Regions from separate parts of the Homo sapiens genome. Here region 1 is linked to region 2. Evidence: read pairs that join two places in POLR2A ChIA-PET (ENCODE). Cell type or tissue: HepG2. All regions are shown on one strand. Each heading gives the region's core, and the rest is flanking DNA. Links, peaks and the distances in the headings are about the cores only. Region 1 overlaps SIGLEC1 (sialic acid binding Ig like lectin 1). Region 2 overlaps RNF24 (ring finger protein 24).

Region 1 (4,388 bases), core at 302-4,301, 290 kb after region 2:
GGGAGCAGGAGGGGCCAAGGCATAGGGCTGAGTGGGCCCTGGCGGTGGTCTGGAAGGGGCTGCGGCTCCAGCACATGGGGTTGGGTTGTGTAGTCCTAGGTGGACACGCACATGGTCCCAGACTGTGAGAGGTGTGGTGGAGAGCCCTCACCTGCTCTTGGTTTTCCCCTGCAGGAGCCTGGGTCCAGGTGTCACCATCACCTGAGCTCCAAGAGGGCCAGGCTGTGGTCCTGAGCTGCCAGGTACACACAGGAGTCCCAGAGGGGACCTCATATCGTTGGTATCGGGATGGCCAGCCCCTCCAGGAGTCGACCTCGGCCACGCTCCGCTTTGCAGCCATAACTTTGACACAAGCTGGGGCCTATCATTGCCAAGCCCAGGCCCCAGGCTCAGCCACCACGAGCCTAGCTGCACCCATCAGCCTCCACGTGTCCTGTAAGGACTTTTGTCCCATCCAGGTGTGGGGGAAGGAATGCAGTCCCCCAGTCCTGGGCTGTGTCACATGACAGAGCCCTGGATGAGGGACCCCCCTGGCTGGGTCCTGACCACTCCCCACCCTGTGTAGATGCCCCACGCCACGTCACACTCACTACCCTGATGGACACAGGCCCTGGACGACTGGGCCTCCTCCTGTGCCGTGTGGACAGTGACCCTCCGGCCCAGCTGCGGCTGCTCCACGGGGATCGCCTTGTGGCCTCCACCCTACAAGGTGTGGGGGGACCCGAAGGCAGCTCTCCCAGGCTGCATGTGGCTGTGGCCCCCAACACACTGCGTCTGGAGATCCACGGGGCTATGCTGGAGGATGAGGGTGTCTATATCTGTGAGGCCTCCAACACCCTGGGCCAGGCCTCGGCCTCAGCTGACTTCGACGCTCAAGGTCAGTGTGTGTGTGTGTGTGTGTGTGTGTGTGTGTGTGTGTGTGTCCTTTAAAAGAGGAGAGGAGGTGGGACAGGGTTCTAGAAGCCTGGGGGCACGGGAATAGTCCCCATTCCCACCCTTCCTAACGATGGTGGACTCCAGACTTGAGTTTCTTAGGAGAACCTTTTATAAACACCAAATTTTACAAGTATGCCCAGTGGATAAAACTAAACAGGGAATTTCAGGAGAAAGTGCAGCAGGGGAGGGGAGGTCTGTGGTCTCCCCATTTGCCCCCAGCCAGGGTCAGGGAGGGGCTCAGGGCTTTCCAGGACTCTGTGGAACTCTACTTGGGACCACTCAGGAGCCAGTGGGCTATTCCCAAGCTTGACTTCTAAGCCACATTTATAGGTGGGCCACCCAAGGCTCCCAAAGGCCAAGGGGCTCCCCAGCAGTAGGAGTAGCTCACCCACATGGAGACAGGTGGCCTGCTGTACACAGCCTCAAGACCCTCACTGGTGTCCTGTGCCCTCCCTCTCCCCAGCTGTGAATGTGCAGGTGTGGCCCGGGGCTACCGTGCGGGAGGGGCAGCTGGTGAACCTGACCTGCCTTGTGTGGACCACTCACCCGGCCCAGCTCACCTACACATGGTACCAGGATGGGCAGCAGCGCCTGGATGCCCACTCCATCCCCCTGCCCAACGTCACAGTCAGGGATGCCACCTCCTACCGCTGCGGTGTGGGCCCCCCTGGTCGGGCACCCCGCCTCTCCAGACCTATCACCTTGGACGTCCTCTGTGAGTCTGGCTGGATGCAGGGTGGGACTCACAGGAATGACAGAAGCCCACAGGGATCACGGCATGGCCGGAACCCGACAGGTGTCCAGTGGGGAACTCGGTACCCAGTAGCTAGTGGAGCACTGGGCAAGGAGCATTAAGAGTAGGGGGCGCTGGGGTGAGTCCTGTCTGGGCAGAGGAGCAGTGCCTCAGACTGGGTGGTTGGGAGCCATAGGGGTGGGGAGCCAGGGCCCTCCTGAGTTTGAATGCCACCTGCAAACTGGCCTCCTGCAGGCTGCTGCCTGTGACTCCGTGTAAGCCTCTCATGCCCTGCAGACGCGCCCCGCAACCTGCGCCTGACCTACCTCCTGGAGAGCCATGGCGGGCAGCTGGCCCTGGTACTGTGCACTGTGGACAGCCGCCCGCCCGCCCAGCTGGCCCTCAGCCACGCCGGTCGCCTCTTGGCCTCCTCGACAGCAGCCTCTGTCCCCAACACCCTGCGCCTGGAGCTGCGAGGGCCACAGCCCAGGGATGAGGGTTTCTACAGCTGCTCTGCCCGCAGCCCTCTGGGCCAGGCCAACACGTCCCTGGAGCTGCGGCTGGAGGGTAAGGCAGGGCCTAGGCCAAGCCCACTGGGATGGAAGCCCACTGTGGTGTCCGGCTGGGCCCGGCTGATCCTGGCCTCCTTGGCACAGGTGTGCGGGTGATCCTGGCTCCGGAGGCTGCCGTGCCTGAAGGTGCCCCCATCACAGTGACCTGTGCGGACCCTGCTGCCCACGCACCCACACTCTATACTTGGTACCACAACGGTCGTTGGCTGCAGGAGGGTCCAGCTGCCTCACTCTCATTCCTGGTGGCCACGCGGGCTCATGCAGGCGCCTACTCTTGCCAGGCCCAGGATGCCCAGGGCACCCGCAGCTCCCGTCCTGCTGCCCTGCAAGTCCTCTGTGAGCAGAGGGTCCTTGGCCAGGGCTGCCCAGGAGGAGGGTGGTGGAGGGTGCTTCTGGGCTCTGGTGGGAGTGGGCAAAGGACTGCAGTGGGCCCAGGAATGGGCAGTTGGGGAAAGAGGACATAGGTGCTAGAGAAAGAGACAGTCCTATAAGCCCTGCCTGGAGCACTCTGCCCACAGGACTCCTGGGAAGGTGTCACTTCTAGGAAGTGGCCATTGGTCCAGAGGCCTCAGCCTGACCAACCCCAGGCAGCTAGGCAATGAGCAGTACAGGGTGCCTAAGCAAGGTCCCCATCTGTGCCCTGCCTGCCCACAGATGCCCCTCAGGACGCTGTCCTGTCCTCCTTCCGGGACTCCAGGGCCAGATCCATGGCTGTGATACAGTGCACTGTGGACAGTGAGCCACCTGCTGAGCTGGCCCTATCTCATGATGGCAAGGTGCTGGCCACGAGCAGCGGGGTCCACAGCTTGGCATCAGGGACAGGCCATGTCCAGGTGGCCCGAAACGCCCTACGGCTGCAGGTGCAAGATGTGCCTGCAGGTGATGACACCTATGTTTGCACAGCCCAAAACTTGCTGGGCTCAATCAGCACCATCGGGCGGTTGCAGGTAGAAGGTGAGTGGAAGAGAGGGGAGGAGGAGGGGCTCTGATGCTCTCAGGTCCAAGTCCACGAGAGGGGCTGGAGCTCCCACTAGAGCGGGCTGTCTGGTCTGAGAAAGCTCTGCCTTGAGAAGCCTAATCTGGTGGAGGGGGCACAGCTCCCACTGGAGGGGGCATGGTTCCACCTTGGAAAGCCCTATACCAAGTCAGACTGAGACCTTCCCACAATGTGCAGAGGCCCCTCAGAGGTCCCACCCAGAGGCTCCAGCCCCCAAGGCCTACAGATCCCCAATCATCTCTCTATCCTCCGCCCGCAGGTGCACGCGTGGTGGCAGAGCCTGGCCTGGACGTGCCTGAGGGCGCTGCCCTGAACCTCAGCTGCCGCCTCCTGGGTGGCCCTGGGCCTGTGGGCAACTCCACCTTTGCATGGTTCTGGAATGACCGGCGGCTGCACGCGGAGCCTGTGCCCACTCTCGCCTTCACCCACGTGGCTCGTGCTCAAGCTGGGATGTACCACTGCCTGGCTGAGCTCCCCACTGGGGCTGCTGCCTCTGCTCCAGTCATGCTCCGTGTGCTCTGTGAGTGTGAACCCCCTCCTCCGCCTTAGTCTCCCCACATCTCACACGCCCACCTCAGTTCTTCCTCCTCTTCTGTCTGCCAAGAGTGAAGGCTTCACGGATATTGAGTCCTGGGTTGGAATCCTGGCTCTCCCGCTGTCTGGTTGGGTGACCTTGTAAAATGGGGAATACATCATTCGCCTCATCCTGCAAGTTGTATAAGAAATAAATGGCTGGTGCAGGGGCTTATGCCTGTAATCCCAGCACTTTGAGAGGCTGAGGTGGGCGGATCACTTGAGGTCAGGAGTTCAAGACTAGCCTGGTCAATATGGCGAAACTCCGTCTCTACTAAAAATACAAGAATTAGCACGGCATGAAGGCACACACCTGTAATCCCAGCTATTCAGGAGGCTGAGGCAGGAGACTCACTTGAGCCTGGGAGGTGGAGGTTGCAGTGAGCCAAGATCACCACAACGCACTCCAGCCTGGGTGACAGACTGAGACTCTGTCTCAAGAAAAAAAAAAAAAAAAGAAAAGAAAAGAAGAGAAAAAACCAAAAGAAATAAAGCGTGCTGAGTGTGTCTGGCACACGATAAGCCCTCATCAGTCTTGGTCTCCCACTCCAGCCTTCACCAAGGCCTACACTGTATC
Region 2 (4,388 bases), core at 84-4,083:
CAGGAATTTGTTTCTCACAGTTCTAGAAGCCAAGAAGTTCAAGATCAAGATACTGGCATCTGGCAAGGTACCTGCTGCATCATAACATGGTGGAGGGCATCACATTGCAGAAGGGGAAAGACAGAGAGAAACAAACACAAAAGGGGTCTGAACTCTTCCTTTTATAAGGAACCCACTTCCTTGGTAATGGCATTAATCCATTCATGAAGATAGATCCCTCATAGCCTAATCACCTATTAAAGGTCTCACTTTGTTTGTAGAGACAGGGTCTCACTCTGTCATGTAGGGTGGATGGAATACATTGGCACAATCACAGCTCATTGCAGCCTTGACTTCCCGGGCCTAAGCAGTCCTTCCACCTCAACATCCCAAGTAGCTGGGACCACAGGCATGTGTCGCCACACCTGGCTACTGATTTTTTTAATTTTGTAGAGACAGGGTCTCCCTATGTTGCCCAGGCTAGTCAGGGACTCTTGGGCTCAAGGGATCCTCCCACCTTGGCCTCCCAAAGTGCTGGGATTATAGGTGTGAGCCACTGCAGCAGGCTCCCACCTCTTTTTTTTTTTTTTTTTTGAGACAGAGTCTCACCCTGTTGCCTAGGCTAGAGTGCAAAATGGCACGATCTCGGCTCACTGCAACCTCCACCTCCTGGGTTCAGGCGATTCTCCTGCCTCAACCTCCCGAGTAGCTGGGATTACAGGCACGCACCACCAGGCCCGGCTAATTTTTTGTATCTTTAGTAGAGACAGGGTTTCACCATGTTGGCCAGGCTGCTTTCGAACTCCTGACCTCATGATCTGCCCGCCTCGGCCTCCCAAAGTGCTGGGATTACAGACATGAGCCACTGCGCCCAACCCTCTACCTCTTAATACTGTTAAAATTGTTATTAGGTTTCAAGAGGAGTTTGGGAGGGGACAGATACTCAAACCATAGCAAGACCCATTCTCCCCAAAATAAGCTATAAATTTAATGTACTTTCAATTAACTTCACAATAGCATTTATTTATTTATTTATTGAGAGAGAGAGAGAGAGAGAGAGAGAGAGAGACGAGGTCTCACCCTGTTGCCCAGGCTGGAGTGCAGTGGTGCGATTAGCGCTCACTGCTCCTGGGCTCAGGTGATCCTCCCACCTCACCCTACTAAGTCGCTGGGACCATAGGCATGCACCACCATACCCAGCTAATTTTTATATTTTTCGTAGAGACGGGGTTTTACCTGTTGTCCAGGCTGATCTTGAACTCCTGAGCTCAAGTGATCTGCCCATCTCTGCCTCCCCAAGTGCTGGGATTACAGGCGTGAGTTAGTGTGCCCGGCCCAATAGAATATTTTAAAGACTGGTTTAGCTGAAAAAAAGATTATGTAAGAATAGCCTTGAAAATATTAAAGAGGAAGAGTAGTGTTGAAAATATTGCCCTAGCATATATGAATTAGTGGTATGCTAATTCATATGTAATGTATGTATGTAAAAATATTAAAAAATTAGCTGGGCATGATGGTGCATGCCTGTAGTCCCAGCTACTCGGGAGGCTGAGGCAGGAGTATTGATTGAACCTGGGAGGTGGAGGTTGCAGTCAGCCGAGATGGTGCCACTGCACTCCAGCCTGGAGACAGAGCGAGACTCTGTCTCAAAAAAAAAAAAGAAAAAAAGTGACTCCAAAAAAGGTAGAACTTTAAGACAGTGGAGAAAGAATTTTATAAATGCTGTTGGAATAGTTGACTAAATTGGAAAAACCATTTTAGGTCTTTTTTCCATGCCATAAATTCAAGATGGATTAAACATTTAAATTTAAGGCATAAAACTATGCAAATAAAAGAGAATATAAGTGGGTATTTCTGTCATCTGATGTGGGGAAACCAAAGATAGAAATCGTAAAGCAGGGGCACAAACTCAGTGCCAACAGAAGCCAGGCAGGAAATTGAATCAGCCAAATACACTTGGTAGAAGGCAAAATCATGAAACCATCAATTTCTTTTCTTTTATTTTTTTTGATAGAGGTAGAAATATTTACGTTGAGAAAAATAACAGCCCAAGCACAAGTGGCAACCTACATCTGGTCCAGAATTAGGAAGTGATAAGGAGTGGTAGAAATGGTGACAAATGGCGATTCTGTTGACAATAGGGCCAGGCACACTTACACTGTAACCCATAAGCATTCAGGGCCGCCCCCTCCCCCTGCCCCCCCCAACACACACACACAAATTGTGCAACAACATGGCAGCCTGGGAGCAGAGGCCACTCAGCTCCAGGCTGTTTTTGCCGTGTAAGAATGGAGCCCAGGGTTATTAGATCTGACCTTTTTCTGTATAGAGCTGGAAATTGCTAATTTTATGTTAAATCTCCCAAATCTAAATTATCTCAATCTTTAAAATTTTGTACAGGCCAAACAAAATACTTGTTCAGGCCAGATTCAGTCCAGAGGCCTTGAGTTTATGAACTCTGCTGTAAAGTTGTGGTTTTAGTTTCAGGATTATGCTTACACCTTTAAATGAGTTGGGATGCTTTCCATCATTTTTTTGTATACTCTGAATCAGTTTACAGTAGTTCGCCCTTATTTTCAGTTTCGCTTTCTGCAGTTTCAGTTACTCATGGTCAACTGTAGTCTGAAAATATTAAATGGAAAATTCCCAAAACAATTTGTAAGTTTTCGATTATTCACCATTCTGAGTAGTGTAATGAAATCTCAAGCTGTCGTGCTCACTGCATCTCACCCAGGACGTGAATCATCCCCTGCCCAGTGTCTGCATGCTGTGTACACTACCTGCCCATTAGGGTCTTGGTTATCAGTTCAAAAAAACGTAGGACTCGGTGCTATCCGGGTTTTCAGGCATCCAGTGGGGGTCTGTGAACATATCTACCATCGATAAGCAGGGACTACTGTACATAGCAGACTACTTATCTATGCAAGTTTAGCGAGTTCCACTTTCATTGCCATTGGGGTCTGAAGCCTTTTTTGTGAAGATATTTCTATATTTTCAAGTTTTCTTCTTGAGCCAGTTTTGGTTATATTCCTATAAAATCTATTCTAGAATTTAAAATTAATACTCAAATTATCTCATGGATGTTTTTAAATCTCTGCATAAGAATTTTTTTATCTGTCTCATTCTTAGTGTTTTGGTTAGTTGATTTCAATTCCTTTCATTGTTTTGTTTTAATTCATACATTTTTGTTTGACCTTTATTAATTCCTTCTTCTGGCTTATTTTGTTTGATTTGTTCTTTTTCTACTTTCCAGAATTGAATTCTTGTGTCCATTTATTTTCATTATTCTTTTTTAGATTGATAATACGATCAGTTACACTTATACACCTACACAGTAGCCTGTAAGAATACTTTTCCCATGTTGAAGGTAATGGATTTTTCTCTCAGTATGAGATTTTTTTCCCACAATGTGATTAACTTCTAAATGGTCTGTGATTTGTTTTAGTTACTTACTAGACAGAAGTCATTTTATTTTATTTTATTTTATTTATTTTTTTGAGGTGGAGTTTCACTCTTGTCACCTAGGTTGGAGTGCAATGGCGTAATCTCTGCTCACTGCAACCTCTGCTTCCTGGGTTCAAGGGATTCTCCTGCCTCAGCCTCCTGAGTAGCTGAGATTACAGGCACCCACCACCACACCCGGCTAATTTTTGTATTTTTAGTAGAGACGGGGTTTCACCATGTTGGCCGTGCTGGTCTGAACTCCTGACCTCAGGTGATCCACCCACCTTGGCCTCCCAAAGTGCTGTGCTGAGATTACAGCTGTGAGCCACCACACCTGGCCTGAAGTCATTTTAAAGATTATTTTTTGAATTTATAAGTAGTTTCCTTTTGTTTATCTTTTTATTGTTGAGTTAATTTTACACATTGTAGTCACGTATTGTGGCCTCTAAGAGTTCTGTTCTGTGGAATCTTCCTATAGCATGATAAATAGTTTATCTAAATGTAGATGTTCCAGATTCATATGAAAAGGTGTTTTCTTTGTTAAGACACAAAGTTATACACACACACGCACACACAGTATAGATACGTAGATATATAATATATATATATTATTTGTTTTGGGTTTTTTTTTTTTTTTGACAGAGTCTCACTCTTTTGCCTAGGCTTGAGTGCAGTGGCGCGATCTTGGCTCACTGCACCCTCCGCCTTCCGAGTTTAACCGTTTCTCCTGCCTCAGCTGGGATTACAGGCGCACGCCACCGCGCCTGGCTAATGTTTGTATTTTTAGTAGAGATGGGGTTTCACCATGTTGGCCAGACTGATCTTGAACTCCTGACCTCAGGTGATCCACCCACCTCGGCCTCCCAAAGTGCTGGGATTACAGGCATGAGCCACCACACCCAGCCAATATATATATTATTTGTTAATGGTATTGTTTATGTCCTCTTTTTTGTTATATCTCATTT

The links. Peaks named below come from ENCODE experiments on the same cell type or tissue, not always from the same donor. Only the 100,000 strongest peaks of a DNase experiment are listed, where the experiment ranks them.
Region 1: POLR2A ChIA-PET joins it to region 2 with 5 read pairs; 2 of 35 experiments call an interaction of 5 or more read pairs at or near these places.

Annotation. Positions count from the first base shown.
Region 1 is chr20:3,690,710-3,695,097 of GRCh38, reverse strand. It overlaps SIGLEC1 (sialic acid binding Ig like lectin 1), which reads left to right. Exons shown (of 22, transcript NM_023068.4): 12 at 175-435; 13 at 566-877; 14 at 1,400-1,651; 15 at 1,967-2,236; 16 at 2,326-2,577; 17 at 2,896-3,195; 18 at 3,498-3,758. Among named protein-coding and RNA genes, the nearest start is that of ADAM33, 11 kb to the right of the region's middle. In HepG2, for the core only: no CTCF peak of the experiment used is centred there; no DNase peak of the experiment used is centred there; H3K27me3 peaks cover 2,735 bases.
Region 2 is chr20:3,978,764-3,983,151 of GRCh38, reverse strand. The region is part of intron 1 of RNF24 (ring finger protein 24); the gene reads left to right. Among named protein-coding and RNA genes, the nearest start is that of RNF24, 35 kb to the left of the region's middle. In HepG2, for the core only: no CTCF peak of the experiment used is centred there; a DNase peak (open chromatin) is centred at 2,171; H3K4me3 peaks cover 1,204 bases.